Linked DNA regions of Homo sapiens: region 1 is linked to region 2. A link is a loop called in an ENCODE intact Hi-C map of the cell type or tissue named here. Cell type or tissue: OCI-LY7. All regions are shown on one strand. Links, peaks and the distances in the headings refer to the core of each region. The heading gives the core; the rest is flanking DNA. Region 1 overlaps HS2ST1 (heparan sulfate 2-O-sulfotransferase 1). Region 2 holds the start of LOC105378831 (a long non-coding RNA gene).

What was found. Hi-C counts contacts between places; a loop is a spot of excess contacts. Peaks named below come from ENCODE experiments on the same cell type or tissue, not always from the same donor. Only the 100,000 strongest peaks of a DNase experiment are listed, where the experiment ranks them.
Region 1: a loop joins it to region 2, with 5 times the contacts of the local background. A loop is called at or near these places in 91 of 110 quality-filtered maps.

What each region holds. Positions count from the first base shown.
Region 1 is chr1:86,957,756-86,974,307 of GRCh38, forward strand. The region is part of intron 1 of HS2ST1 (heparan sulfate 2-O-sulfotransferase 1); the gene reads left to right. LOC124904211 (a long non-coding RNA gene) reads left to right here and starts at 12,337. Exons shown (of 2, transcript XR_007066207.1): 1 at 12,337-16,552. In OCI-LY7, for the core only: CTCF peaks have their summits at 7,705 (motif pointing left) and 7,905; a DNase peak (open chromatin) is centred at 7,686; H3K27ac peaks cover 533 bases.
Region 2 is chr1:86,824,384-86,840,935 of GRCh38, forward strand. LOC105378831 (a long non-coding RNA gene) reads right to left here and starts at 1,526. Exons shown (of 3, transcript XR_947561.2): 1 at 1,488-1,526. RefSeq lists an enhancer at 9,380-9,529. In OCI-LY7, for the core only: a CTCF peak has its summit at 9,363 (motif pointing right); DNase peaks (open chromatin) are centred at 8,218 and 9,428; H3K4me3 peaks cover 2,734 bases; H3K27ac peaks cover 2,202 bases.

The sequences.
Region 1 (16,552 bases), core at 5,202-10,201, 130 kb after region 2:
GAAATCATTACCTGGAAGATATTAGAGGTTTTTTTAGATTTTTTTTTTTTTTTTTTGAGATGGAGTTTCATTCTAGTCATCCAGGCTGGAGTGCAATGGTGTGCTCTCAGCTCACTGCAAACTCTGCCTCCCGGGTTCAACGTTTCTCCTGCCTAGCCTCCTGAGTAGCTGGGATTACAGGCATGCATCACCACATCCAGCTGATTTTTGTATTTTTAGTAAAGACGGGGTTTCACCATGTTGGCCAGGCTGTTCTCGAACTCCTGACCACGGTGATCCACCCGCCTCGGCCTCCCAAAGTGCTGGGATTACAGGCATGAGCCATCACACCCAGCTAAGGGGTTTATATATAGGTAGCTACAGTTGACCCTTCAACAATGAGAGGATCAGGGGCATCAGCGCCTCTGCTGCACAGTGGGAAATCCACATGTAACTTTTGACTTTCTAAAAAACTTAACTACTGATAGCCTACTGTTGACTGGAAGACTCACCGATAACATTAACAGCCACTTAACACAAATTTTGTGTGTATGTTATGTGTATTCTGTACTGTATTGTTACAATAAAGTAGCTAGAGAAAAGGTTATTAAGAAAATCACAAGGAATAGAAAATGTATTCCTGTTTATTAAATGGGAGTGAATCATCATAAAGGTCTTCATCCTTGCTGTGTTCACATTGAATAGGTTGAGGAGGAAGAGGAGGAGTTGGTCTTGCTGTCTCAGGAGTGGCAAAGGTGGAAGAAAATTCTTGTGTAAGTGGACCTGTGCAGTTCAAACCCATGTTGTTCAAGGGTCAACTACAGTGTTATTTTGTAATTAACATTATGCATATTATTACCTACATTTCTACTTTAAAAGCTAAATGTTTTATTTTAAAAAATCTCCCTGATTCTACTATGCATTTAAGGAAGAAATTATACCAGTTCTCTACAGTCTCTTCCAGAAAATAGAAACAGGGGGAATACTTCTTAACTCAGCATTACTCTTAATACCAAAGAGTACCTAATACCGAAGACCATACAAGAAAGGAAAACTAAACTACAGACCAAAATCTTTTGTGAATATAAATGTAAAAATCCTCAACCGAATATTAGCAAATCAAATCCAAAAATGTATAAAAAGAATTACATACTATAGCTAAGTGGGATTTATTCCAGGTATGCAAGGCTGGTTCAACATGTGGAAATCAATTCATGTAATCGATCACATCCACAGTCTAAATAAGAAAAATCATATGGTCATATCAGTAGATGCAGAAAAAGCATTTGATAAAATCCAACATCCATTCTTGATTAAAATCTCTCAGGAAACTAGGAATGGGGGAAAATTCCTCAACTTGATAAAGAAAATCTACAAAAAACTTACAGCTAACATCATATTTACTAATGAGAACATAGATCCTTTTCTATTATGATTAGGGAAAAGGCAAATATGTCCCCTCTCACTACTCTTCAGCATCATCCTGGAAGTCCTGGTTAATGCAATAAGACAGGAAAAGAAAATAAAAGGTATACCGATTGAGAAGGAAGAAATAAAACTTAATTCACAAATGACATGTTGGTATATGTAGAAAGTCCCAACAAATCACAAGTGCTCTGGAACTAATAAGTGATTATAGCAGGTTGGGTGCAGTGGCTCACGCCTGTAATCCCAGCACTTTGGGAGGCAGAGGTGGGCGGATTGCCTGAGGTCAGGAGTTTAAGACCAGCCTGGCTAACATGGTGAAACCCCGTCTCTACTAAAAATACAAAAATCAGCTGGGCGTGGTGGTGCACGTCTGTAGTCCCAGCTACTCGGGAGGCTGAGGCAGGAGAATCGCTTGAACCTGGGAGGTGGATGTTGCAGAGAGCTGAGATCACGCCACTGCTCTCCAGCCTGGGTGACAGAGCAAGACTTTGTCTCCAAAAAAAATAAAAGACTATAGCAGTGTTGCAATACCATTTATATTAGCACAAAAAAATTAAAGTCCTTAGATATAAATCTTGCAACATAAGTACAGTACAAGATCTATATGAGGAAAATGACAAAAATAAAAAATCGAAGATCTAAATAAACAGATATTCCATGTTCATGCTTAGGCAGACTCAATATTGTTAAGATGTCAAGTTCTTCCCAACGTGATCTATAGATTCAGTGTAATTTAATTCAGAATCGCAGCAGGTTATTTTGTGGCTATCAGCAAAGTTATTCTAAAGTTTATATTGGTCAGAGACCTAGACTAGGCAACACAATATTATAGGAGAACAAAGTCAGACTGACACTATTGTACTTAAAGACTTATGAAGCCACAGTAATCAAGACATTGTGGTATTGTTGAAAGAATAAATAGATCATTGAAGCAAAATAGCGCATAGGTAGACCACGAATATAGTAAATTGATCCTTGACAAAGGAGCAGAGACAAGGAAAAACGGTAATTTTTTCCACAAGTGGCACTGGAATAACAGGATATCTCATTCCCCTCCACGCCACCAAAAAAAAAAAAAAAAAGAATCTTGACACAGACTTTATACTTTTCACAAAAACTACCTCAGAGTGAATTGTAGCCTTTAATGTTAAGCACAAAAATGTAAAACTCCTAGAAGATAATAAAGGAGAAAATCTGGTGACCTTAGGTTTGGTGATAACTTTTTAGACAAAACACCAAAAGCATACTCCATGAAAGAAAGACGTTGTTAAGTTGGACTTCGTTAAAATAAAATATGTACGTTTTGTGAAAGTTACTGTTTAGGGACTAAAGAGATAAGTCACAGACTGGGAGAAAATCTTTGGAAAATACATACCTGAAAAAGAACTGGCATCCAAAAATATTCAGAGAACCCTTATAACTCAATAATAAATGAACAACACAATTAAATGGACAAAAAAATCTGAACCTCCTTGGAGAAGATATACAGATGGCAAGCAAGCATTTCAAAAGATGTTTCCACATATCATTAGAGAACATGCAAATTTAAACCACAGTGAGATACTATACACCTATTAGAGTGATGAAAATTCCAGACACTGACAATACCACATGCTGGTGAGTATGTGGAGTAATGGGAATTCTCATTCATTGCTGGTGGGAATGCAAAATAATAACCTTCAAAAGACACTTGGGCAGTTTCTTTAAAAGCTAAACATATTCTTACCATATGATCCAGCAGTCATGTTCCTTGGTGTTTATCCAAATGAACTGAAAACTTTAAGTCCACATAAAAATCTGCCGATACATGTTTGTAGCAACTTTATTTGTAATTGCCCAAACTTGGAAGCAACCAAGATGTCCTTCAGTAGGTTAATGGATAAACAAACTGTGGTACATCCAGACGATGCAATATTATCTAGCCATAAAAAGAAATGAGTTATCAGGCCATGAAAAGACATGCACAGAGTCTATTTAATAAAAAAAAAAAAATCTACTTGGAGATTGAGGTTACAGTGAGCTATGACCACACCACTGTACCCCAGCCTGGGTGAACAGAGTGAGACTCTGTCCATTAAAAAAAAAAATTCCTTGAACTATACAAGCAATAAAATGAACTACAGATGTGATGAATATTACAAATACAGTGGTGAGTACAAGAAATCAAGGGAAAACATATACTATGATGAAATTTTACTATATTGTTTAATATTGTTTGAATAAGAATATATTGTTGATAAAACAAGAAAAGCTAAGAAATGATTACCGGAAGGATAGTTTTTATCTCTGTGGAAGGGAGAATCAAGAAGGAACACTTGAGAGATTTCTGAGGGTGGTGGAAGAGTTTTATTTCCCATCATCATGGTGGTGTGTTATTTAAGTACTCATTTTCTAAGTCTTTAAATTGTACATATTTTTCTTCAAATACATTCTTTTAATTGAGGTGAAAATCACTTCACAGTCAAATAATCATTGTCAAATGTACTTTTCTGTGTTATTTAGTGTATTCATAATGTGCAACCAAAACTAACAGCTCTTTCTAGTTTCAAAATTTTTTCATCACACTCCAGAAACACCCTATACTCCATTAGGTAATCATTCCCTAACCTCCCCCTAAGCAGGTCCCCTCATAACTTTTAATCTGCTTTTTCTCTATATGGATGTGCCTGTCCTGAATGTATCATAAAAAGGAATCATACAATTTGTGACCTTTTTTGTGTGGCTTCTTTCGTTTAACATAATGGTCTCAAGATTCATCCAAGTTATAGTATATATATTTGAGTTTTTTTTATGACTAATATTTCATTATATGTATGTAACTGTTCACCCACTTATCACTGATGGACATCTGGTTTATTTTCATATTTCGAGTATTGTAAGTAATGCTGCCATAAATGTTCTATACATCTAGTTTAATGTATTGCAATATATGTAAGATACATATTGTGAAAAAAATAAGAAGGAAAAACATCTTGTTGGGACCGTGTGCATTACCAATAGTGGCATGTTGCTAAATATTGACAGACACAAAGATAAATTAAGCATGATCCTTACCCTCAAGGGTATGTACGGAATTTTGTTGTGGAATTACAAAAACAGTAATCTAACATTGCATATTTTAGAGCATCATTGTAGAATTGAGGCTCCCCCTTGAAGTAGTTTTAAGGTAATACAAATTGAGATAACACAGATAATTATAAAATATGAAGTTTGTACACGGATGATTAAGATACTTGGATCCTTAAGCATGATCATGATTAAGCATAATCCTTACCCTCAAGGGTATATATGGAATTTTACTGTGGAATTACAAAAACAGTAACCTAACATTGCACATTTTAGAGCTTCATTGTAGAATCGAGCCTCCCCTTGAAGTAGTTTTAAGGTAATACAAATTGAGATAATGCAGATAATTATAAAATATGAAGTTTGGACACATGATTGGGTAAGATACGTGGCTTGCCTGGATGCTGTGTTCAGCTAGACAGCTGTGATTTACAGGTGAATTACAAAAACCAACAACAACAACAAAACAAAACTACAGCTCTGAGATTCCTAATGATCATTGAAAAGAGAGGCTAGTCTGTACAATAAGATTTTTTTTTCAAAGTAAATATAGGTTATAGGTAGTTGTAGATAAGTTTTTGGATTGGAACATACAGTTTTATTTTTTTCCCAAGCATTCTCTAAAAGATATGAAGTCATATATCCATTGCCTAAAGTCAGTAAGTTCCATAAGTGAAAATAATTGATTTCTTCAATTGATAATTGATTTCTTCTCTTCCAAGGTAGTGATTCTCCTCTAGTCTTCAACCCCTAGAAAAAGGTGGTAGTATAGAAAGAGGTGGTATTGCTGTATTTATTTTTGGATAAGCTAAAAGCAGGGGGCTAATTCTCTATTAGTAGCTAAAAACAAAAAGTCCTGAGAAAGTTCGAATTTTTTTTCATATTTTTCTGTCAGAAGGTACAGAAAAATTGTGTTTATTAAATCTTTTTTTTTGTATTTTTTTTTTTTAATTGATCATTCTTGGGTGTTTCTCGCATAGGGGGATTTGGCAGGGTCATAGGACAATAGTGGAGGGAAGGTCAGCAGATAAACAAGTGAACAAAGGTCTCTGGTTTTCCTAGGCAGAGGATCCTGCGGCCTACCGCAGTGTTTGTGTCCGTGGGTACTTGAGATTAGGGAGTGGTGATGACTCCTAAGGAGCATGCCGCCTTCAAGCATCTGTTTAACAAAGCACATCTTGCACTGCCCTTAATCCATTTAACCCTGAGTGGACACAGCACATGTTTCAGAGAGCACCGGGTTGTGGGTAAGGTCATAGATCAACAGCATCCCAAGGCAGAATTTTTCTTAGTACAGAACAAAATGGAGTCTCCTATGTCTACTTCTTTCTACACAGACACAGCAATAATCTGATTTCTCTATCTTTTCCCCACGTTTCCCCCTTTTCTATTCAACAAAACCGCCATCGTCATCATGGCCCGTTCTCAGTGAGCTGTTGGGTACACCTCCCAGACGGGGGTGACAGCCGGGCAGAGGGGCTTCTCACTTCCCAGAAGGGGCGGCCAGGCAGAGGCGCCCCCCCCCCCACCTCCCGGACGGGGCAGCTGGCCGGGTGGGGGCTGGCCCCCACCTCCCCCCCTGGACGGGGCGGCTGGCCGGGCGGGGGCTGCCCCCCACCTCCCGCCCGGACGGGGTGGCTGGCCGGGCGGGGCGGCTGGCCTGGCGGGGGCTGCCCCCCACCTCCCGGACGGGGCGGCTGCTGGGCGGAGACGCTCCTCACTTCCCAAATGGGTCGGCTGCCGGGCGGAGGGGCTCCTCACTTCTCAGACAGGGCGGCCGGGCAGAGACGCTCCTCACCTCCCAGACGGGGTCGCGGCCGGGCAGAGGCGCTCCTCACATCCCACACGGGGTGGCGGGGCAGAGGCATTCCCCACATCTCAGACGATGGGCAGCCGGGCAGAGACGCTCCTCACTTCCTAGACGGGATGGCGGCCGGGAAGAGGCGCTCCTCACTTCCCAGACGATGGGCGGCCAGGCAAAGACACTCCTCACTTCCCAGACGGGGTGGCGGCCAGGCAGAGGCTGCAATCTCGGCACTTTGGGAGGCCAAGGCAGGCGGCTGGGAGGTGGAGGTTGTAGCTAGCCGAGATCACGCCACCGCACTCCAGCCTGGGCAACATTGAGCACTGAATGAACGAGACTCTGTCTGCAATCCCGGCACCTCGGGAGGCCGAGGCTGGCAGATCACTCACGGTTAGGAGCTGGAGACCAGCCCGGCCAACACAGCGAAACCCCGTCTCCACCAAAAAAATACGAAAACCAGTCAGGCGTGGCGGCACGCGCCTGCAATCGCAGGCACTGGGCAGGCTGAGGCAGGAGAATCAGGCAGGGAGGTTGCAGTGAGCCGAGATGGCAGCAGTACAGTCCAGCTTCGGCTCGGCATCAGAGGGAGACCTTGGAAAGAGAGGGAGACCGTGGGGAGAGGGAGAGGGAGAGCTGTGTTTATTAAATCTTAAAGCTAAATATCTTTAAGAATATTCTTTAGTAATTGCTTCCTTTCTACACACAGACACACATGTATATTTATTTATCATGAGTAAGTGACAGGTGATTCAGTGCCAATCTGAGTTCCTAAAGGTTACACAGTTCAATTTATTTGTTTTTATTGTTTTGTGATTAGCAGCAATAATGTTAGTAATAGTAGATACACTCTCTTCATATGTGAAGACTGATGATGTCCCGTGTGCTTAGAGCTATTTTTCTAGTAGTCATGGTAGATTTGCACTAGTTTACTCATTCTAGATCTCCTTTAAACATTATACATTTGTAGTATTACTGATAATGTGTGTAAATGACTGATCTGCTAGCCAAGATTAGGTGTGTCTGGGTCATATTTTAAGTGATCCCCTTAATTTCAGACTTGTTTCAAAAAGGATTTTATGCATCTTTCAGTAATAGAGTAAGACAAAGTAATTAGCTAAGGAAATCAGGATGACTGGAAAATGAGCACAATTGAGTGGCATTTTGTGCCTGGTACTTTTCTGACCATCTACTGGCTCTCTCTTGTTCCTTCACCTTACCCTGCTTGGGGGCTTATCTCTGCTTGGTTCCTTACCATTCATTCATTAGTTCCCACTTGAGGCATGGCATTTATCCCAAAATTCTTGAACCTCGGTGGGCTTTTCCCCCCTCTGCACAGCTCCTAAGGGACTAAGGTACTAGGGCATCTTATTTTTTCTTTTGTGGCCTTCCAGAATAGTTCCTTGCTGCCCTCTTCTGGCTGAGACCTTAGGGTGTTGTTGAGCAAATTTTGGTTTTTAATCCTTTAAATTCCAGCAATATTTTGGATAAACCAGTGGTTCTCAAGCCTGGCTGCGTATTAGAATCACTCTGGGGAGTTTTAAGAAAACTACCACTGTGTGGGCCCCACTTTTGGAGGTTCTGATTTAATTGGTCTTGGGGTGGAGGTGGGAGGCTGGTTTTTTTTTAGGGGATTAAAATCTCTAGCCAGTGATTAAGATCTAACCACTAGGATAAATGACCCTTGGAATCCTGAAGGGCTTGTGCTACTTAGATATAGTCCTCACATTTTTAGATATCATAATGGATTTTTAAAAAATAGCATTAAAGTTAGAAATACAGGAGTATTTCTACCCTCTCAGGAAAAGAATAGTTTATACAAGGAATGATATGAATAAGCAATAGGATCTAAGGTCTTTGTAGTGTCTACTAATACCAGAAGAGATTTTGGGAAGATACTTTGTGTTATCATTTGCCTGTTTGGTTTTCTGTTTCTCAATTTTCATTTCCTCTGTTTCTGTTTTAAGGGCCAAGCCACAGGCTTCTGCATGAGTTTGGCCATTGACAGATACTAGCGGAAGATTGGAGGACAGGTAGAAGGGAGAAGCCAGGGTATTTTTTGGTTGTCATGTCTGGTAAAGGCTATTTCTCTGGTAGGGGCTTCTTGTCCTTTGTGACTTTAGCTCTTATCAGAGAGCTCCTCCTTCCATGGTCCAAATGTGTGCTGGAAAATTTCCTGTATTAGTAGCTATGTCTTCTATTAAATATATGGAGAGGTTTCTGTTTTTTTGATTGGACTCCTATTTGATGTACCCTGTAAATACTACAATATGCTTCTCTTTCCTCTCTTCTGTGTTTCTACCTTTCCTCCTATCTGTTCTTTGGTACTTTTCCTACTCCGGTGATAGCCACCTGAATTCTGAACAATATTTATAACAGTTAGGGTTAGGGGGCATTGCTCTTAAATTGGAGTCTCTAATTTTATGGAATGTTCTTTCTAAGTTTTACTTTTTTACTTTCTGAAACTTGTAAAGCATTCATACGATATTATTTCTTAGTTGGATTAGAAACGTGATGGGAAATAAAACTTTAATATGAACTTGTTGAATACAGTTTGTTAGTAGATACAATTTGTAATCATCCTGTTTTGTTTGTTTGTTTGAGGTAGAGGTCTTACAGCCCAGGCTGATCTTGAACTCTTGGGCTCAAATGATCCTAACCATTGAAACCTCTTGAGTAGCTGGTAGATTACCAGCACATGCTACCATGCCCAATTTATCATCTTTTTAATAATGCTTTTTGTTTGTTAATTATTTTGTTAAGAATACTGTTGCAGCTACTTTGTTTTTAACATTTTGACCCATGATACAAATCTCTCTTACTAAACTTTAGTTTGGGTCATTTAAAAAAATAATAGAGTGCATTCCTTTTTTTTTTTTGAGGCGGAATTTCGCTCTTGTTGCCCAGGCTGGAGTGCAATGGTGCGATCTCAGCTCACTGCAACCTCTGCCTCCCAGGTTTAAGCGATTCTCCTGCATCAGCCTCCTGAGTAGCTGGGATTACAGGCATATGCCACCATGCCCAGCCGGTTTTGCATTTTTAGTAGAGATGGGGTTTCTCCATGTTGGTCAGGCTGGTCTCGAACTCCTGACCTCAGGTGATCTGCCCACCTTGGCCTCCCAAAGTGCTGGGATTACAGGTGGGATTACAGCCACCATGCCCGGCTTATTTAGTCTTTGAAGGAGTATTAGGATCTTTAGTTTCTAAAAGTGGCGTATTAACTAGCTCTTTATTATGTAACCATTTGTACTATATTTCTTATTTTTTAATTTTTAAAAATTTCAAGAGCTTTTGGGGTACAGGTGGTTTTTGGTTACATGGGTGGATTATATCGTGGTGAATTCTGAGATTTTAGTTTGCCTCTCACCAAAGTAGTGTACATTGTACCCAATATGTAGTCTTTTATTCCACATTCCCCTCCCCTTCTCCCCCTACTGAGTCTCCAAAGTCCATTACATCACCCTGATTGGTTTTGCATACTCATAATGTAGCTCCTACTTATAAGTGAGAACATAGGGTATTTGGTTGTCCATTCCTGAGTTACTTCACTTAGAATAATGGCTTCCAGTTCCATCCAAGTTGCTGCAGAAGACATTATTCTGTTCCATTTTATGTCTGAGTAGCATTCCATGGTGTATATATACCACATTTTGTTTATCCACTCATTGGTCATTGGGCACTTAGGTTGGTTCCATACCTTTGCAGTTGTGAATTGTGCTGCAACAAACATTTATGTGCCTGCGTCTTTTTCATATAATGACTTCTTTTCCTTTAGGTAGATATCCAGTAGTGGGATTGCTGGATTGAATGGTAGACCTACTTTTAGTTCTTTAAGGAATCTCCGTACTGTTTTCCATAGAGGCTGCACTAATTAACATCTGCACCAGCAGGGTGTAAGTTTCTGTTTTCACCACATCCATGCCAACATGTATTGTTTTATGACTTTTTAATGGCCATTCCTTCAGGAATAAGGTGATATCTCATTGCGGTGTTAATTTGCATTTCCCTGATGATTAGTGATGTTGAGCAGCGTTTCATATGTTTTTTGGCCATTTGTATATCTTCTTTTCAAAAATGTCGTTTGCCCACTTATTGATGGGATTATTTGTTTTCTTCTTACTGATTTCTTTGAGTTCCTTGGAGATTGTGGATACTAGTACTTTGTCAGATGCATAGTTGGCAATTATTTTCTCCCATTCTGTGGGTTGTCTGTACATTCTGATGATTATTTGTTTTGCTGATTTGCACTATATTTCCTTTGATGTGGGATTTATTTATTTAGATGTAGGCTTTGCATGATATCCAAAGCATATATATGTATTTGGTAACACAGTTTTTGAAGTCTTGAGTTTTGTGTGGTTTTGGCTTAGGTAATCTTTGGATTACTTATTTCTCCAATCCTTTTTTTTTTGAGCGAGGTCTCACTCTGTTACCCAGGCTAGAGTGCAGTGGCACAGTTGAACCCTCCAGGCTCAAGTGATTCTCCCACCTCAGCCTCCCGAGTAGCTGGGACTACAGGTGTATGCCACCAGGCCCAGCTGTTTTTTTGACTTTTTGTAGAAATGAGGTCTCACTATATTGCCCAGGCTGGTCTCGGGACTCCTGGCCTCAAGCATTCCTCCTACCTCCGCCTTCCTAAGTGGTGGATTACAGGCATGAGCCAGCACACCCAGCCTCCAGTCCTCATAAGTGGTTCTTCTAACTTTCTCTATTATTGTAGACGGTTTAAACGTCTTTACTTTAATCATTTGTTTAAAAAAAAAAGCTTCATGCTGCTAGATTTAAGATGCCAAGAAATCATATTTTTGGGAATTTAACTCTGTTAAAAATGAATGTTGTAAACTAATTTTATTCTCTCATATTTGTGTGGAGACATAAGATGAATCATTAGTACCATTCAGCTGAGTAGTGTAGAAAACGGAATTGTTTTTCTTTGCTGAAAGAATTGAATAAAAATATTTTCATGAAGTTATTCTTTGTACCAATTCCATGTAAGTAAGGTTGCTACAAATATATGATTTCTTGACATATATGCATGTCAAAGTATGTACTAAATATAAAGTGTTACTTTTCATACTTAATACTTTATCTTAATACTTTACCTACAGAGGTTTTCATTTAAAAGCCTGTTCTTAAAATTACATTAATCTTTCAGGCTTAAAATTGCCTTTCAGGTTTAAAATTTTACTTCTTAGTTCTAACCTCAGTTATAAGTCCCTGGTTAGGGTTCTTCTGAAACCTCAATTTGGATTTAAGGATACATTTTCTTTCTATGCCCTTTTCTTTCTGAAGCACACATTTTTAACTTGTTTATTGAGCCTTTTTCTCTACTTGTGACTTATGGAAGTAGCTTTATAAACGTGTGTGTGTGTGTGCGCACGTGCCTGTGTGGAATTGCAGCAGAAGTCATTCCTTCTCAGCTAATTTCATGTAATTCATTTCAGCGTGAAGGTTGGAATGATCTAATGGTTTTCTAAGAGCTAGACTTTCATAATAATGTTACACATTAAAACACATAAACACAGTTGTATAGATGTTACTGAAACTTAGAATTATGATCATATGAAGTAGAAGAGTTAATTTTACAAATTTATAAAAACAATTTGGAGTTGGCTTTTTACTTCTAGCTGTAACTTGTTTACTGACAAGACTGAGTTATATAAAATATTTTAATTAAGTATAAAATAATTTAAATATTTTAATTAAGTTATATAAAATATCTTAATTAAGAGTTGGCTTTTTACTTTTAGCAGTAACTTGTTTACTGATAAGACTGAGTTATATAAAATATTTTAATTAAGAGTATTTAGTTGGGGCCGGGTGCGGTGGCTCACGCCTGTAATCCCAGCACTTTGGGAGGCCGAGGCAGGTGGTTCACCTGAAGTCAGGAGTTCGAGACCAGCCTGACCAACGTGGAGAAACCTCGTCTCTACTAAATATACAAAATTAGCCAGGCGTGGTGGCACATGCCTGTAATCCCAGCTACTCGGGGGGCTGAGGCAGGAGAATCACTTGAACCTGGGAGGCAGAGATCGCGGTGAGTCAAGATCGCGCCATTGCACTCCAGCCTGGGCAACAAGAGTGAAACTCCATCTCAAAAAAAAAAAAAAAATGAGTATTTAGTTAAAGAGACAACTTTAACATTTTATAACAGAATGATTTTATTTTGTTTTGGTTATTCATCCTAACAATGCACATTTTACAAGTAATAATGTATTAATGCAAATAAACATGATTAAAATAGTTTCCTCTGTAAGCCATAACAGTGCTGGGAAGAATCCACAAGAAGTATAGGTCAGTTGTGAATAAAAAAACTGAATGAAAAATCTGCTTAATGAAATATAAATTAAAAGATTTTAAGCATAATTTTAATTTATAATTTTTTTTTTGAGACAGAGTCTTGCTCAGTTGCCCAGGCTGGAGTGCAGTGGCATGATCTCAGATCACTGCAGCCTCCACCTCCCGGGTTCAAGTGATTGTTGTGCCTCAGCCTCCCAAGTTGCTGGGACTACAGGCGTGCACCACCATGCTTGGCAAATTTTTGTTTTGAAATGGGGTTTCACCATGTTGGCCAGGCTGGTCTCGAACACCTGACCTCAAGTGATCCACCCTCCTTGGCCTCCCAAAGTGCTGGGATTGCAGGCATGAGCCACTGTGCCCTGCCTGTAATTTTTATTTAATTTTTCCGGTGATGGCATGAGTGAATGTCCACATTTAAAGTTATTTTGGTTCACACATGGCCTTTGTTTATTATTTATGAGAAAAAATTATAGAAATAATTTAAGGGTGGTACAGAAATGCAAATCTAGAGGACTTAAAATGTACATGAAAACTCCATTTGATATGACAAATAATTTACAGGTCAAATATTTTAATATTTATATATATAATAGATGCCAGTTAGCACAATTGACAAGTTCTCTTTTACGGAAAAGGCCCCAAAATGTCTTCTACTGATGCCAGATCAGTTGATTATCTAGGGATAGATATCTGAAATAAGCTAGGCCAATTTGATTTTCTCACTCAGGAATTACTTTATTGACTAATTTTATTAGTTCATTCAGTCAGCAAGTATTTATTGAAGGCCTGTTACATGTTTGGTTGCTAGAGATACAATGATGGAAAATTCAGATAAAGTTTCTGCTCAAACAAAGAAATTAAATTGGCTAGACATGGAAATAGTGGCATCCAAGAGGGAAGGTCTATACATTAGTGCTGTTAAGGCCTATAGAACTCCTCTGATTCCTGTCATTATTTAAAAAACAAAACAAAACAAAACAAAACAAAAAAAAACCTTGGCGGTTTAGTTATTTCTTCAGTTCTGTGAGCTACCCAAGCATCCTTCCAGTCTTTCCAATAAAACGGACCACCTCCTTCTTACTCTTATTTTTAATTTCTTAAATTTGTTTTAAGCCAAAAAACCCTAACCAATATATAAATTGGACCTAGGGTGGGGTTTTATTATGTACTCAGCTTAGGTCAGATGGTTAGATGTCTAGTCTTATATCTAACAGATTGGCTATGAAGATGTGGAATTTGAATAAAAGTGATAGCTTCTTTACACGTCCAATCTTAGAGTAGGGAAATGAGCATTTCACAGCAGAAAGTTTTGTTCTGAACAAAACAGAGTCCCTTGTAGTGTATATCTATCATATATACTGCATTATGTTTGGTTAGGACTTGAAAATTTTATTTCATTGCATCATGTTTTTGATCAAGAATTTGTAGGAATTTTGTGCAACAAGAGGTTATAATGTTAATACGTATTAATATTCTGACCGAGGTTGAAGTCTTCATTCTTGAAAGAAAAAAAAAATGCAAAAGTATTCTGATCTCAGAAGATATGAAAACTATCACTCTTCAGAATTACTGGCTTTGTGTTTTGAACTAGCTCTTTCAATAGTTTAACCTTCAACTTTTTATACTTGTCATAACTTGTTTATTAAATGAATCACTATGTCACCACATTCTATACTGATTTACATAGAGAAGATGTTCAGTAAAAGTTGGCATGATTTAAATTTTACAACAATTAACCATAGAGTTTCATCATAAGATTGGTTTAAGTGCATTCATTATTGCAGTTGCAAGGTTATGAGTTGTTAATGTTTCAGAAAAATTTTTAAGGACCCCTTTTAAAAAACGTTTTGTGTTTACATATATACATACCTCCTTCATCCTAGGTTTCACTTTCTCTAGTTTCAGTTAGCCAAGGTCAACCTTGGTCTGAAAATTGATGAGTACAGTATAATAAAATATTTTGAGAGGGAGAGAGAGAACATTCACATGGCTTGTATTACAATGTTATTATAATCTATTTAATAATTATTTTTTTTTAAGAGATGGAGGTCTCATTCTATCGCCCAGGCTGGAGTGCAGTGGTGTAATCATAGCTCACTGTAGCCTTGAACTCTAGGGCTCAAGCCATCCTCCTGGCTCAGCCCCAAGTAGCTGGGATTACAGCCAAGAACCACCACACCTGGCTATTTTATTATTGTTGCTGTTAATCTCTTATTGTGCCTAATTTGTAAATTAAACTTAATCATAGGTATGTATAGGATAAAACTTAGTACATATGTAGTGTTCAATATTGTTTGCAGTTTCAAGCATCCACTGGGGGTCTTGGGGCGCATCCCCTGGGGATAGGGTGCTGGGACTACTGTGTTCCTTACACAGTTTCATCTAATGTTAACATTTTGCATAACCATGGGACAGTTATTCAAACTAGGAGGTTGACATATATGTTATTAACTGCAGGCCTTATTTGAATTCCACGTGTTTTTCTTCTAATGCCTTTCTTCTGATCAGGATATAATCCAGGATTGCACATTAGATTTAGTTGTCTTTATTCTGCAGTCTATAATAGTTCTGCAGACTTTTTGTCTTCTATGGCTACACTTTGAGTTTGTACAATGTGCTCTCATGATTGGGCCAGAGTTATGCATATTTGACAACAATATCACAGAAACAATATGTCTTTTGTCATGGGGTTCACGATGTATGTCTTCTTTACTGGTGATAGCAACCTTGATCACTTGTTAAGGTGGTTTCTGCTGGGTTTCTCCACTGTAAAGCTATCTTTCCATTTGCAGTTAATACATTTCTTGGGAGACACTTTGAGACTATGCAGATAAAATCTAAGGATCTTTCTTTGTTCTTAAATTTTTTTTTTAATTTGTGTAAATTTATGGTCTTTTTTTTTTTTAAATCTAACTAATTACCAAGATCTATGGATTTATCATTCAAAATCAATCTTTCCTTTTTTTTGGATCAAGTTTAGATCAGTTTCCTTAAATTCATTTTATCATTCAATGATCAAGTATGCTAAAATGAAAAACGCTAGGGATGCGAAAATGAACAAGATGTAAATCTTGTAGTATCACCTAATAGTAGGCCTTGGCATTAGACAGATCTGATTTCAAACCCTAAATTCTAATCTTGGAGTCCTGTGAAGTTGTGCAAGTTGCTTACCTTTGTTGGGCCTCAAATTACCTCACAGAATTATTAGTAAGGGATAAATATGAAATTCTAGAAAGGCAAAACTAGTCTACAATGCCAGTACATTGTTGATTGCCTTGGGCTAAGAGTGGGAAGTTGACCCAAAGGGAGCTGAGGAACCTTTTGGGATGAAGGAAATATCTTCTATCTTAATTTTTTTCCCAAAACCTTATAGTGTACATTTGAAGTGAGTATATTTTATTGTAGGCAAATTATATTTTAATGAAATTGATTTGAAAACCAAGGTGGTTCTCCTTGAACCCAGTTTTCCATTTAATGGGATAAAATATGATATGTAGAATTCATAAGTCTTAAGGTTTTAGAAATCAGTCGTCTAGCTCTCCCTTATCCAGAGGAGTCTTGTGACAATTTAGCATTTGCAGAGCAATTTAAGAGTTTAAGTCTATAGTTGTGACAGAGTAAGAAATATATTTTTGGTCCTACCCCCAGTTCCTGACACAGAGAACATGAAAGCCCTTATAATTTCCTGAGTTGTAGGAGTACTGTCCTATATTCTGTTTTAATATTTGGTCATTGACCCTGGTTCCTGTCTCAGAACTCCTAAATCCCTTTAAATTTTTGGGGTGATAGTAGAGTCTTTTGTTCTAATGGGGTGACACTTGGGCTCCTGCATAGCTTCAGAATGGGGGCTGGTCACCAGAAAGTCCACACCATAATTAGAACCTTGGAAATTTCAGCCCCACTCCCATCTTCTGGAAAGGGGAGAGGGACTGGAGATTGAATTAATAATCGATTATACCTACATGATGAATGCTAAAA
Region 2 (16,552 bases), core at 7,048-12,047:
TTCAAAGTCAGTGTAAGGCTGGGCGCAGTGGCCCATGCCTGTAATCCCAGCACTTTGGGGGGCTGAGGTGGGCAGATCACGAGGTCAGGAGTTCAAGACCAGCCTGGCCAACATAGTGAAACCCTGTCTCTACTAAAAATACAAAAATTAGCCAGACATGGTGGTGCACACCTGTAGTCCCAGCTACTCGGGAGGCTGAGGCAGAAGAATCACTTGAACCTGGGAGGTGGAGGTTGCAGTGAGCTGAGATCATGCCACCGCACTCCAGTCTGGGTGACAGAGTGAGACTCTGTCTTGGGGGAAAAGAAAAAAAAGTCAGTGTGATGGGGTGATCCCAAGAGCAAATAACCTACTAGTTATAAAAGTACCTGCTTTGGAGTCAAGCAGTCAGACAAAAATCCCTGCTCTGCCATTTCTATGCTGCATGACTTGTGCCAAATTACTTAATCTCTCTAAGACTCAAGTTTTTCATTTAAAAAATAAAAATAATAAATAAAACCTGCCTCACAGCATTGTGTCACAGGCTTGCTGTGAGAATTAAATGAAATCATTTATGTAGAACACTTGTCACAACTTGTGGCATATTTTTTAAGAATTCAAATGATAGCTATTAATTATTATTATTATTATATGCTTAATATTTCTATTCTAGATTCTGGAACAAGTGAGGTGATGATGGTGGGGAGGAAAAGATCATGGACTTGTCCAGGAGACCTCAGTTCTACTTGCTCAACCTCTGTGCTGTGAAGTGAAGCTACTGTACTAGGTGAGGATCTCACCAGACAGGGTCGCAGTAAGACACAGATGGTGAACTTAATGGGTGAATTAAAAGGAGTGTAATCAAGAGATTATGTACAGAGGTGTGGACAGGGTTAAGGGAGACCATGAAGCATCCAGGGATTCACATCAGCAAGGAGCCATTGCCACCCTTGATCCCCACCTGAAAGGAACAAGGGTAGGGAATGGTGTTACTAGAAGCTGGTGAGAGTTGGAGCCCTGGAAGAGAGCCAGCCCACAAGAGCTGTAGTTATGGAGGAATTCAGGCACTACAAAAATCCTAGCCCAGCAGGCAAAAGCAAAGGAATATATTCCAGATTTGTCTCTCCTCTGACCACTAATCACTGCTGGTATCTCGCTAGTTAAATCCATCAGAAAACCATAGTATGTGGAAGTCAGCGTGCTGCACAGGGCAGGGCAGAGAAGGGAGGGAGAGTAGGCACAGAGAGTAACCAGCCTGGCAGATTTATGATTCTGAAAGTCTCAGAGAGTCTGCTACACTGGCCTGGTCATCCTGGCCTGGAGGAATGTGTTAAATAGGTGCAATGGCTCAGCAATAGATGCCCTAACTCCTCCCAGGAAAAGTGAGAACCCAAATTGCTGATCTTAGGTTGGGAAATGGAGAGCTCAGATATACCTTGGGATGTGAACTATGGCTCTAAGAATGATCTGAGAGGCAGCTTCAAAAAAGCAAAACCTAAATTACAAACCAGGCAGATGATCCAAAAGAGGTGTCAGGCTGAAGGAGCTGCGTAGAGATAGAATTCTGGGAAAAGGATAATGCAGAACCCTCAAGTAACTAGTGATTGATGATGACGTTTGGAATACAAGTATGGGGCTGGGACTGGGGACTTTCTGAGACACTAAAGTGCATTCGTCAGAGCTCTTCCAGGGCCTCTGTGGTTCAGGAATAGAATGGTATGCAATTCATTTGCTCATTAATTAATTACTTAATTCAACAAGTATGTAATTTTTTAAATTGAGATGGGGGTTGGGGTCTCACTATGTTGCCCAGGCTGGACTTGAACTCCTAGGCTCCAAGCAATCCTCCCACCTCAGCGTCCTGAGAAGCTGGGATTTTTAAGTGTGTACCACCATGCCTGGCTCCAACAAGCATGTACTGAATTATCTTGTCTGTGCTAGGCAGGGGGCCAGGTGCTAAGGCTAGAACAATCAAAAAAACACAAACCCTGTCCTGAAGGAGCTCAACTAGATGATTCCTCAAATAGGGTCAACAGCCAATCACAACACAGTATGTATGATGAGTGGTCCTGAGGGATCACAGAAGAGGGACACAACACTAGTCTGGGTGGGTAAGGAGAGCTTCTCAAGGAAGGGACCTCTATACTGACCCTGAATGCTGAATTAGCCAGAGAGGACAGGGTCAGAGAGGGAGGTGGGAACAGCTGGAGGAAGCTCCCATGTATTTAGGGGACTGCTAACAGTTCAGTAAAGTTAAGTGGGAAGTGATGAAAGTTGAGGCTGGAGGGGTAGGCAGAGGCAGATCCTAATAAGCATTCTTTGTCAGGGTGAAGACACTGAAGTCAAAGGACAGGGGAGTGACATGATCAGATTTGAATTTTAGAAAAATCATTCTGGTTCCGGTGTGAAGGGCAGAGAAAGGAAGGCTGGGCACAAAAGACAGGGAGACCAGTAAAAAAGATGTTTCAACTACCTGAGAGAGAAACCATGATGTTTAGGTGTCCCTGAACCAGGTAGCACCAGTGGACATGAGTGAACAGACTCAGACACATTTAGTGGAAGAACTGGCCAGGCTAGGTGACTGTCAGGATATCAGGATGAGAAAGAGGGAGAACTCTAGTTTGGTCACTGGGTTGCTGCTAATGCCAGTCACTGAGAGTCAAGCCACAGATGAATGAGGCACAGCTGGGTAGAGGGCAATGTGGGGACAGTTTGATAAAGATGTATCTCTCTTTTTAGTGAGTCAGCATGCTTTATATGACTGAGAATAAATCATTAAACAGATTACACTTCATGCTATATTCTGAAAGTTTGTATTACCCCAAAATTCATATGTTGAAATGTAATCCCCCATGCAAAAATGACTGACATTATTAAGAGGTGGGATCTTTAGGAGGAGTTTAGATCATGAGAGTGGAGTCTTCATGAATGGGATTAGTGCCCTTATAAAAAGAGGCCCAAGGGAGCTTGCTGGCCCCTTCCACCATGTAAGAATACAATGAGAAGGTGCCATCGATAAAGAGGTGGGCCCTCATCAGACACCAAATCTGCTAGAGCCTTGATTTTGGACTTCCCAGCCTCCAGAACTGTGAGAAATAAACTTCTGTTGTTTATAAGCCACCTAGTTTATAGTATTTTTGTCATAGTAGCCCAAACATACTAAGATACTTCATAAATGTGTTAATGGTATTGCTGGGCTGGGGTCAGGCAAGTGTCCCCATCCTATAAGATTGGGAAACACTGAATTAAATGAAGCTAAACAGTTTTTGTTATCTCAGAACTTCTCAGAGTCATTAATAGCCTAGGGCCTTTGATGTCCTAAACAGGATATCACTTGCTGTATTTATCAAATCTATTTTAGCCCCATCCCCCCACACCACCACACAACACCTATTTATATCCCTTGTAAATGTATTTCTCAGAATGGTGTTACTTAAAGTGTAGCCCAAAGACCAGCTTCAGTGTGCAAACTATTATAGTCTATGACAAGGTAAGTACAGAAATTGAGACTGTTTAGAAAATTTTAATAGCAATTTTGTGTCTTTGAATCTAATAAAAAATCTAGGTTTGTATGTTGTGTCTGCTTTTTCATCTTATCTTTCTAGTGAGTTATTTCTTTGCTAACTGACATTTTTGTAAAATACAAAGGATTGAAAGTTAAAAGCAATAACGACCACACACACACACACACACACACACACACACAAAAAACCAAAGCTCATCCTTTACCACTGGTAGTTTGAGTGTCTCAGAAGACCCTATGGAAACATGCTAGCTCAGTAGCTCTCAAACTTGGCTACCTGTTTTCATATCCTGAGGAACTTATACAGATCCTGGGTTCCACCCCTGGAGAGTATGACGTAATTCATCTGGGAAGCAGCCTGGCACTGGGATTTGGAAAGATCCCTAGACGATTCTAATGTGTACCCAGGTTGAGAATCAGTGTGGCTCAAGGGAAAGCTCAGGTTCCAGGGTATTCTTGGTTGTACTCTCACACACCTGGACAAGGATCAAGGGGGAGTTGGGAGGTGTGGGGTGGGCCCTGGCTGCACAGAGGAATCATCAGGACTCTTTAAAATGGACTTAGGCCTGGGCCCCTCCTAAACCAATGAGATCAGAATCTTTGCTCATAGTTTCTGGGCACTGGTATTTTAAAGAAATGATTCTAGATCATTCCTAAGGCAGTCAGGGTTGAGAACGATTGGATTAGGAAGTCTAGTTGCAGATGGGACAGTGTGAAAGTAATCACAATAAAAATGGAGTCACTAATTTTTTTAAAAAAAACCTTGACAGGCCGGGTGAGGTGGTTCACACTTGTAATCCCAGCACTTTGGGAGGCTGAGGCAGGTAGATCACAAAGTCAGGAGTTCGAGACCAGCCTGGCCAACAGGGTGAAACTCCATCTCTACTAAAAATACAAAAATTAGCCAGGTGTGGTGGCGCGTGCCTGTAGTCCCAGCTCCTCAGGTGGCTGAGGCAGAAGAATTGCTTGAACCTGGCAGGTGGAGGTTGCAGTGAGCCAAGATTGCACCACTGCACTCCAGCCTGGGCGACAGAGCGAGACTCCATCTCAAAAAAAAAAAAAAAAAAAAAAAAACCTTGACAAGAAGCAAAAAGGCATGGCTCTTTATGCCTGAAGTTGTAGCCTTTGTGCTGAGCAATCACTTTCAGCCCTTGTGAAAGCTGTGTTTCGGCACGTTCCATTACTTCCTAATGTGTCCTCTGAAAGAGTCTAGCTGTTTATTTCCATCAGTCACTGAAACGGACGCCTTTTACTTGGGGAAAGCACAAATGCATTAGGACTTTGTGTCTAAGAGAGAAAAAGAGAGAGGAAAGGGGAAACACATGTAGTGTAAAGACTGGCTCTGACATTTGCTGGTAGAAGTTGGGGGCAAATGATTACAGCTATTTAACAAAAATTTGTAGGAGAGTGATGGGACAGGCCTGGAAGCAACTGAATATGCCCATTTTGTTGCCACGCTGCTAAGTATGATAACAGTGATTTCTCACAACGAAACTCTGGAACATACCATTGTCTTGCCTATGTGACTGTTATGGTCTGAATGCTTGTGACCTCCCCAAATTTGTATGTTGAAACCTAGTCCCCAGTGTGGTAGTATTAAGAGGTGGGGTATGTGGGAGGTGATTAGGTCATGAGGGCGAGTCCTCACCAGTGGGATTGGTGCCTTGTGAAAGAGGCCTGAGGGAGCTTGTGTGTCCTTCCTGCCATGTAAGGACACAACTATTAATAGAAAGCACAAACTGTGGAGCAGAGAAACCTCACCAGACAGCATATCTGCTAGAAACTTGATTGTGGACTTAGCCTCTAGAACTGTAAGCAATACATTTTACTGTTTATAAACGGCTCAGTCTAGGGCATCTTTTGTTATAGCAACATGAGTGGACTAAGACATTAGCCAACATCAATTTTACCAAATGCTACAGGACAGTAATATTTGAAATTGTCTTGAAATACAGCTTGGTATTGAAATTCTTAGTTCAAAAAAATCTATTTTAAACAATATGAAACTCCAAAACCAAAGAAATATTTAATAACAACAAAAGCTCAGTAAGTAAGATCTCTTTACCCCAGGGCACTCAGCCTTAGAGAACATAAAAAGGTGTCATAGTTTGGTTTCTAGTCTGGAAAGCTCACAGACTATTTGGACTATGTAAATACTAGTAATTGTTTATGTCTGTTGTGTTATAAACTGTTCAATAGTTGTAATTTTGCTATTGCTGTTTTACACAACCTAATCATTTATCCAAAACCTCAAGTACTTACAATGTGCTAGGCGTAAAGAGCAATTGTGTTAGGCCCTGGGTTTCAATCCATAAATGAGCAAAGCAGGCATGGTTGTTACCTTCATGGAGTTTTTCTTTTAGTGGAGAAAATAACCATCAAACAAAGAATTTATTACGATAGTGGTAAGAGGTCCATTAAAAATATACGTGACTGGGCTGGGTGTGATGCCTCACGCCTGTAATCCCAATGCTTTGGGAGGCCGAGGTGGACGGATCATGAGGTCAGGAGATTGAGACCATCCTGGCAAACATCGTGAAATGCTGTCTCTACCAAAAATACAAAAATTAGCTGGGCATTGTGGTGCGCACCTGTAATCCCAGCTACTCAGGAGGCTGAGGCAGGAGAATCGCTTGAACACGGGAGATGGAGGTTGCAGTGAGCCAAGATTGTGCCATTGCACTCCAGCCTGGGCGGCAGGGCAAGACTCCATCTCAAAAAAAAAAAAAAAAAACAAAAAAAACCTATGTGATTGGCCAAGTGCAATGGCTCATTCCTGTAATCCCAGCTGCTTGGGAGGCTGAGGTGGAAGGACCACTTGAGCTCAGGAGTTTGAGGCTGCAATGAGCTATGATCACACCACGGTACCCCAGCCTGGGTGACAGAGCAAGACCCCATCTCTAAAACTCTAAGAAAGTAAAAACTAGGCCAGGTGTGGTGGCTCATGCCTGGAATCCCAGCACTTTGAATTCTAGGCCGAGGTGGGCGGGTCATGAGGTCAAGAGTTCGAGACCAGCCTGGCCAACATGGTGAAGCCCCGTCTCTACTAAAAGTACAAAAATTAGCCGGACATGGTGGCGGGCGCTTGTAGTCCCAGCTTCTCAGGAGGCTGAGGCAGGAGAATTGCTTGAACCTGGGAGGCGGAGGTTGCAGTGAGCCGAGATCATGCCACTGCACTCCAGGCTGAGTGACAGAGCAAGACTCCGTCTCAAGAAAAAAAAAAGAAAGAAAGTAAAAACTACAGAAGTACATGATCATCTCTTTCCTTTCCTTCCCTTAGAAAAAAACTATTGCCTCCCTTTCTCCTTCTCCCTCCCTCTCTCCCTTCCTCCCTTCCTTCATTCCTCAAAAAGCCATTAGGTAGGCCCAAACAAGGCAGGCAGAGTGGAGGAGACAGGCCTGAGCCGGGATAGCCTATATAAGAAGGAACAGTAGTCCAGCAGGGCCAAAGAGATCAGCTAGAGGCCAGGCGCAGTGGTTCATGCCTATAATTCCAACACGGGAGGTCGAGGCGGGCAGATCACTTGAAATCAGGAGTTTGAGACCAGCCTGGCCAACATGGTGAAAACCTGTCTCCACCAAAAAGTACAAAAATTAGCCAGGCATGGTGGTGTGCACCTGTAGTCCCCAGCTACTTGGGAGGCTGAGGCAGGAGAATCGCTAGAACCCAGGAGGCAGAGGTTGCAGTGAGTTGAGATCATGCCACTGCACTCCAGCCTGAGCAACAGAGTGAGACTCTGTCTCAAAAAAAAAAAAAAAAAAAAAAAGAGAAAGAGAGAGACAGAGAAGATAGGCTACACACAGGAAGATTGGACACATACGTAAATATATCAAAGGTTAATCTAAACCAGATTTCTCACAAGGGAAGCATAAATATGGAAAGAAGAAAACTTGAACAAACCCTTGGGTGTTGAATTGAAATTGGAGGTATTGAAGTTCTTGGTTTTCAATATGTACAAATAGAGAAATAGAGATGTAAATGTGTGTGCATATACATGCATGTATTTTCCAGCTCTGTCAACTGAAAGGAACTGGGAGCAATGAGTACACCTACTACCCAGATGTTGGTTTGCAAACCCCTCTCTCCACCAAAAGGAACCAGGCCTCCTTGGAGAAATGGCTGATTCCAGGATTGGGGCAGGGAAATTACAAGATGAGTCTAGACTATCTATCTTTTTATGGCCAAAAATAAGGAGGTGTTCAAGCAAGATGAGGACATGTTAAAAGGACACAAAAGGCAGCTTGAAGGGGCTCCCACTGGTCAAATCTGCAACAATTCATACATCAAAAAATGCCAGTAGTAATAAAGCATAATCTATTGAACTAAATAAGAAACCCATGAGTCCACATTGGTATAAATAAATGAATTATTCCATAAAGGGGGAGGAGAGAAACTTCCTTTGTGTATTAGAAAGCCTACTAATAAATGTAAAAGGAGTTATAGAGTTAGAAAATCACCATTTGGCATCAGTAATAATTATAGCAACAATTAGGCAGGAAGCATCAAAGGATGCTAAAACTTACGTGTGAAAGTGGGGTAAGTAACAGGAATTTCCACAGTCTCAAAGTTGCTGAGGAGCAGAATCATAGCCCCTCAAAGATGTCTCCATTCAAATCCCCAGAACCTGTGAACAGGACAAGAGAGACTTTGCAGGTGTGAGTAAATTAATGATCTGGAGATGGGGAAGTTGTTCAGGTGGGTCTGATGTAATCACAGGGGTCCTTGTGAGTGAAAGACAGTAGCAACAGAATCAGAGAAGGAGATGAGATGATGAAAACAGGAGTCAGAGTCTGAGAAAGATTTGAAGATGCAACACTGCTGGCTTTGAGGATGGAGGAAGGGGCCAAGGAATAGAAGCTGGAGGAAACAAGGAAACAGATTCTCTTCTAGAGCCTCCAGAAGGAACGCAGCCCTGCTGACACCTTGCTTGTAGCCCAGTGGGACTCCTTTCAGACTTATGACCTTCAGAACTGTAAGATTATTAAAATTGTGTTGTTTTAAGTCACTAAGTTTGTGGTAATTTGTTGCAAAAACAATAGGAGACTAACACCATTACAAAAGAAAAAAAGTAAGTTTACAGTGGAGAAATCTTGACAGATACTATCTTAGTGAAAGTAACCAAAATTAACACCATCAGAAACAGTCCAATAAGGGTGTACTACCAGATAAGATAGTACAATCTTATTGTATGCAATGAAAAGACACAGCATCTGTTATATTTTAACCAAAAAATGCGTAATGAAAAGACACAGCATCTGTTATATTTTAACCAAAAAATGCCTAAACTGAGGCATAAGACAACATCAGACAAGCCCAAATTGAGAGACATTTTACAAAATGCCTGGCATGTAACTTTTTAAAATGTCAAAGTTATGAAGGTCAAGGATAGGGTGGCAATTTACAGATTGAAAGATACTAAAAACAAACAAAAAAAATGACAACTGGAGCAATGTATGACCCTGGACTGATTCTTTGCTACAAAGGAGCTGCTGAGGCAACTGAAAAAATTTAAATTGATACTGGGAGACGGATCAAGGGGAATTCTTTGTACTATTCTTATAATTTTTCTGTGTAGAACTGTTTCCAAAAAAAAATTTTAAGTGGATGATTGTCATGGTAATACGAGTCTTGCGCAAGCCTAATGGATAAAGGATGTCAGAGGATTGGTGGGAGATGGGCAGGGAGTATGAAACGTGAGGCTGGACAAGATAGCACATTTGTAGGATGGAGATAATGGCCTGAGAGTGTTTCTGATTTGACCGGTGAGGCCCTTGTTCCTGAATGGAAATTAGGCTGGAGCCAGCTTTGCCTGAGTCCCTGCGCAGTCAGAGCCTCATTTAGAAACTTGGAAAACATCAACGTGATGATTATTTTAACTTAATATGGCCAGCAGATGGCAGCAGGCAACTCAGGGAAAGAACAAGAGCGAGAGACCTGGAGATGGGAGGCCCTTGGTTGCTGCTTCAGCTCAGCCAGGAGAGAGCAAAGGCCGGCTGGCTCATTGAGTTGTTGGCCATCTTTGAATTAAAGGGTTCCTGCCAGGCAACAGAACCTCTGACGGCCCAACCTCACCCCCTGGACATCATGGCGGAAAGAGGAGGACTGAGAGAAATGTCTTCATTGTGTTTTAAAGAAAGAAACGCTTACTTTTTCCTAGTAATATAAAAAAGAAAAAGATAAGACATCATTTAATGGAACCTGAATTAGATGCGTCGAGAGACCCAAACATTAAGAACAGAAAGAGCTGGATTCACGAGTCATGGGGCCCAAAATGGCATCAAGTATTTCTGAGGCCGGGCGCAGTGGCTCACGCCTGTAATCCCAGCACTTTGGGAGGCCGAGGTGGGCGGATCACAAGGTCAGGAGATCGAGACCATCCTGGCTAACACGGTGAAACCTCGTCTCTACTAAAAATACAAAAAAAATTAACTGGGCGTGGTGGCGAGTGCCTGTAGTCCCAGCTACTCGGGAGGCTGAGACAGGAGAATGGCGTGAACCCGGGAGGCGGAGCTTGCAGTGAGCCGAGGTCACGCCACTGCACTCCAGCCTGGGAGACAGAGCAAGACTCCATCTCAAAAAAAAAAAAAAAAAAGTATTTCTGACAATGATAATAAAAATAGAGCCTCAGTTTATTTACCTGTAAAATGGGAACAGAGTATTTTGCAAATCAGATGAGTCAATATATGCAGAGTTTTTTATAATTTTTTTTTTGAAACAGGGTCTCACTCTGTCATCCAGGCTTTAGAGAGTTTAGAATAGTGACTGGCATGTGGTCAGTACTTAATAAAAATTACCTGCAATTATTATTATTTACTGAACACTTACTGTGGCCCAGGCATTCAGTTAAGTGTTTTATGTATGTTATATTATTTATTCCTTACAACAGTCTTTTACTATATATTTTATTAACTCAATTTAAAAATTTCAGACTCAGAAAATTTAAATAATTTACACATGTACCGAATGCCTATTAGGGACACTGTGCATTCAGTAGGAATAAGGACAGACATGGTCCCTGTCCTCCTGTAACAACCATCTGTCTAGTTGAGGGTCATATAGCTAGCCAGAGTACAGTCAGAATTTGAACCCCGGTCTCTCTAATTCAAAAGCCTTGCTCCTCTTTGGCTGCCTTCCATAATAAAAAGAGTGAATTGGCCGGGCGCAGTGGCTCACGCCTGTAATCCCAGCACTTTGGGAGGCCGAGGTGGGCAGATAACGAGGTCAGAAGATTGAGACCATCCTGGCCAACATGGTGAAACCCTGTCTCCACTAAAAATACAAAAATTAGCTGAGCATGGTGGCGTGTGCCTCTAATCTCAGTTACTCAGGAGGCTGAGGCAGGAGAATCACTTGAACCAAGGAGTTGGAGGTTGCGGTGAGCCAAGATTGCGCCATTGCACTCCAGCCTGGCGACAGAGCGAGACTCTGTCTCAAAAAAAAGTGAACTTTTACGGAATACCCATTGTGTGCCAGGAACTTTACATACTATGTAGTTTACATATTCCCCAACCAATGAAATAAGAATTATTGTCACCACCATTATACATATGAGGGGATATTCAGTGACTTGCCCAAAGACCATGCCACTAAGGAGCAAGCACAAATACGTTATGTATTTGAAGTCCATGCTCTTTCCATGGCAACACACTCTAGATGCTTCCTAGGGTTAGAAGGGATCTGCACCAGCATCATCCTCATTCTGTCCACAAGTTACATCAAAGTCCAACCCAGGCGGGTCATGCAATCAAAAAGATATCTTGGTAGTAAGGATCCTCTGAGATCTTCAGATTCAACTCTTTGAGCAACTTTTTTTTTTTTTTTTTTTGAGACAGAGCTTTGCTCTTATTGCCCAGACTGGAGTACAATTGTGCAATCTCGGCTCACCGCAACCTCCGCCTCCTGGGTTCAAGTGATTCTCCTGCCTCAGCCTCCTGAGTTAGCTAGGATTACAGGCATGTGCCACCTCACCCGGCTAATTTTGTATTTTTAATAGAGACGGGGTTTCTCCATGTTGGTCAGGCTGGTCTCGAACTCCCAACCTCAGGTGATCTGCCTGCCTTGGCCTCCCAAACTGCTGGGATTACCCACGTGAGCTGCCGCGCCTGTCCTGAGCAACGTATTTTAAAGTAGACACAGAAATCCCTATCAAAACTGGCACAGCAAACAAAGGGAATGTATTGGTTAAAGTAATAATTGGTTGATTGATGAAATACTCAAGGAATACTTCAGCTTCAGAAATGTCTTCATTAGGAACGAATTTCTCACTCTATCATTGGATGTCTTTCTTCTGTGCTGGCTCCATTCGCAGTCCATTAGAAAGAGAATTCTCGCAGCTGAGTTCTAACTCAATCTTTGCCACATTCAAACACAAGTCTTGGGTCTGATTCTCATTGGTCTAAATTGGGTCACCTGCTCATCACTGAACCAATCACTTTGGCCAATTAGGGCCTACCCTTGAAGCTGAAGATTGTCAACCTCTCTCACACCTGATGAGATTTAACAGCAGGGAGGGGTTATTCTCCAAATACAATTTGGGGCATCTTTCTACTCAAAGAATGAATGATTGTGGTGGTTGGATGACAAAAACAGCAGATGTCTCCCACACCTACATTCTAATCAAACTGAACTATTTTGTAGCGTCTGAGGCACATTCTCTACTTTCCTTCTGGCAGGCTGTTGGTCACATTCTTCTCTTGATTAGTACACATTGTTCTCTTGGAACACTTGATCTCCCCCTTCCAATATTTCCCAAACAATCCTCTCTGGCCTTCACAATTTAAATACTATCTCCTTATTTCCAATGGATATAATCCCTTCTTTCTCTGAGTATGAACACCTCTCACAGTTCTCTTATCTTCCCATTATATTTTAGTTATTTATATAAATATAAATAATCTTAAATTTTGAGTTAGATTCCTTATGTTAATGAAGAAGATGCTTATAATCTACAGAGGAAAGAATTATATTTAGAAATTTTAATCAATGGCAAAGATGAATACCTTAGTGAGTTCCTTAAAATCTACATCAGTAGACTCCAAATGAATGAGAATTTACTATAACTAGAGACAGATTACATTTTAACAGTAAAATTTATTTTCAGATTAACTGAAGTTAAGCACCACATTTCCATTGCAACCCTTAATGAAATATTTGACACTGGGCGATCTTTAATGCTGTAAGATATCTCAGTGTCTAAAAGTGAATCATTCTGGAAATGGGTATTCCTCCTTGAGTGAGTGCAATAGGTAAATTCCTCAGTTATTTGTCTTTCCCTCATGGGACTGTAAAATCCTTCACACATATGCTGGACTTATATCACTACAGCCAAACACAGTGCTTAGAATATTTCAGGCACTCCATAAATGTTTGTTAAATGAAGGAATGAAGGAATAAAAGCAACAATGATTGAGAAAAGTATGTGTTTATGTGTTTATCCTTTTAGATGTTTTGAAAAACAATCTCCAGATGTCAGTTTATTTTGCTGTCTTTTGCCCGCTCCTGCTGAAAAGGGAGCACTAAAATAATTTCCAATGAAGGGTTTTAGGTCATAGGTTGAAAGAATGCTAGTGCTAAAGGAAATATCCACTGCCTACTGTTCCTGGCAGTTAGCAGACACTAAAGTGGTGTGAGAATGGATATAAAAGAAGGATAGGTGACTTTTACTATGCATAAAACCATAAATCCTGAAGTCCTAACAGATTATACAGTCAAGGTTCTGATGGTCCACTTAAAATGGGTGGATGAGGAGTATTTAAGGAAGAAACTATTTACAAGGGTATAGACAGAAATTGAGCACATTTTCTTTTTCTTTTTCTTTTTTTTTTTTTTTTTTTTTGAGACAAAGTCTTGCTTTTGTCCCCCAGGCTGGAGTGCAATGGTGCAATCTCGGCTCACTACAACTTCTGCCTCCCGAATTCATGCGATTCTCCTGCCTCAGCCTCCCGAGTAGCTGGGATTACAGGCACCTGCCACCACGCCTGGCTAATTTTTGTATTTTTAGTAGAGACAGGGTTTCATCAAGTTGGCCAGGCTGGTCTCAAACTCCTGACCTCAGGTGATCCGCCTGCCTCGGCCTCCCAAAGTGCTGGGATTACAGGTGTGAGCCACCGCGCCCGGCCAATGGGGCACATTTTCATTGCAACAACAAAGCAAAGGATGGTGATGCACCCAAGGGCTACCAACAGTAGTGAGCCATTGTCATCCCCAAATCAGGTGGGACCAGAGAATGGAGCAGTTCCCCAAACTCAGAAAGAGCTGAAAAGGAGGGCCAGTGAACATGAGTTGGGGTCTTTGAACTCAGCCACACAGCCAGGGAAATTAATACCTAACATTTCTCTCCTTTTGCCCTTTGTTTTGCTGCTGCTCTAGCCTACGATGGGAAGCCATAGTACAGGGAAGCTGTTGATGCGGAGTCCATACAGGTCAGCCACCCAAGGCACAGAACAGGATGGAGAAAAGGGAGGATGGGTTTTGCAAGAGCAAGCAAAGAATATTGACAGAGATCTTGAAGATCTTCTAGTCTCATGGTTAAAAAAATTTTTTTTTTGCAGGCACCTTTATTTTTTATATATTAGACATAAGAAGAAGCCCAGTAGAAGCCAAGCATGGTGGCTCACACCAGTAATCCCAGCACTTTGGGAGGCCGAGGCGGGTGGATCATGAGGTCAGGAGATCGAGACCATCCTGGCTAACATGGTGAAACCCCGTCTCTACTAAAAATACAAAAATTATTAGCTGGGCATAGTGGCGGGCACCTGTAGTCTCAGCTACTCGGGAGGCTGAGGCAGGAGAATGTCATGAACCCGGGAGGAGGAGCTTGCAGTGAGCCGAGATTGCACCACTGCACAACTGAGCAAGACTCCGTCTCAAAAAAAAGAGAAGAAGCCCAGTAGAAAGCAATAGCAATGATATGATAAAATAAATGTGAAAGCCAGGTGCGGGGGCTCACGCCTGTAATCCCAGCACTTTGGGAGGCTGATGCATGCAGATCACGAGATCAAGAGATTGAGATCATCCTGGCCAACACGGTGAAACCCCGTCTCTACTAAAAATACAAAAATTAGCTGGGCGTGGTGGTGTGCACCTGTAGTCCCAGCTACTGGGGAGGCTGAGGCGGGAGAATTGCTTGAACCCGGGAGGCGGAGGTTGCAGTGAGCCAAGATCATGCCACTGCACTCCAGCCTGGCAACATAGCAAGACTCCATCTCAAAAATAAATAAATAAATAAAATAAATGTGAGGGAGCAATTTTGGGGTGTTCCCTTGCTCCCTATGGCAGACTCTAAGGCACTGCTACAGCAGTTGCTACACTCTATAGAGCATAGTTTGAAAATCACTCCAGATTAATCTGTTCATTTTACAGATGAGGAAACTGATACTGCATAAATTGAGTAAATAACTTGTTAAAAGTCATCCAATAAGTTAGTGACAGAGCTGTTCACTGGAACTCAGGCCTCCTGGTCCCCAGTTCCGTGCTCATGCATTATTCAGATGGTGAGAGTGTGGCGGGACATTCTCAGAAATGTGAGGCTCTACTAGGTTGGAGAGGCAAGACAGCATTGCTCAAGTTTGGAGTTAGGCAGAACTAGCTTCCAATCCTGACTCTGGGACCTTTAGGGCAAGTTTTTATTAAACTCATTCTTAGTTACCTCATTAGTAAAATGGAAATAAAAATGCCCAGTTTTTAGAGTTGTTGGGAGGATAAACAAGATAATGTTTATTAAGTGCTTAGCATAGTGTCTGGCACTGAACATCATCAAAAACTGGTCATTGTTATTAATAGTAACTGATTTAAGGGTCTGAAATCACACAAAGATCTCACTGATATGCTTTAAGAAATGTCCAAGATCAGAATGTGACCAACCAAGAAGTGGAGGGAAAGTTTTTATAATGGGCATTTGTTGTTTTGGCTTGCTAACATCCTTCCCCTTGGAGAACCTCTCCCTGATACTCAGTCCATGTGACTTGGCTTGGCTGACCCAACCCTAGCACCAGGGAAGGCATTGTGACGTAGGCCAAGCCAATCAGTGTGACTCCATTCTCCTTGCCACAAGACATCAAATCAAAGATAGGTACCTCACTGAAGTTGTCAGTTTAGAGTAAATGCAAGGACTTTTGCAAGAGTTACCAGAAAAGAACTGGTCTTTTTCACCTGGGATTGTTCGCAGAAAGGAATATCAACATGGGGCTGCTGTGGACCATGTAAAGCCTGAAAGTGAAGCCATCTCAAAGAAAGATCACAGCCAAGAGATGGCCAGAGAATACTGATGACATCATCTGAGCCCCTTGACCAGCAGCTGGCAAACTTTTTCTGAAAAGAGCCAGCCAGTAAATATTTTAGGTTTTGTCAGCTATGAGGGCTCTCTTGCAAGGACTCAGCCCTACCTTTGTAGCTTCAAAGCAGCCTTAGATAATATGTTTTTTAAAAAAAATGAGCATGGCTGTGTGCCAACAGCACTTTATTTACAAAATCAGGCAATGGGCTGTTGTTTGCCAATTCCTGTCCCAGGCCATGCCCAAAGCCAGAAAACTCTGGGACTTTTCAGTTAGGTTTGCTATTAAATTTCATTTTTAGCTTGGGTTGGTTTGAGTTAGATTTATATCATTACATTGGAAAGAGTACTGATGCAAGCCTCCATTTGATAAAATATGGCCTTAACTAGTCCAGTATGTCATAGATTGACTAATGGTTGAGAAATTAGTAATTCCTGTCATCAAATAAAAATTCTGGGCTGGGCGCGGTGGCTGTCGCCTGTAATCCCAGCACTTTGGGAGGCTGAGGTGGGTGGATAACTTCAGGTCAGGAGTTCAAGACCAGTCTGGCCAACATGGTGAAACCCTGTCTCTACTAAAAATATAAAAATTACCCGGGTATGGTGGCGCATGCCTGTAGTCCCAGCTACTCGGGAGGCTGAGTCAGGAGAATCACTTGAACCCAGGAGTTAGAGGTTGCAGTGAGCTGAGATTGAACCATTGCACTCCAGCCCGGGCAACAAGAGCGAAACTCTGTCTCAAAAAATAAAAAAAAAATCCTGGTGGAGGGGGAAGCCC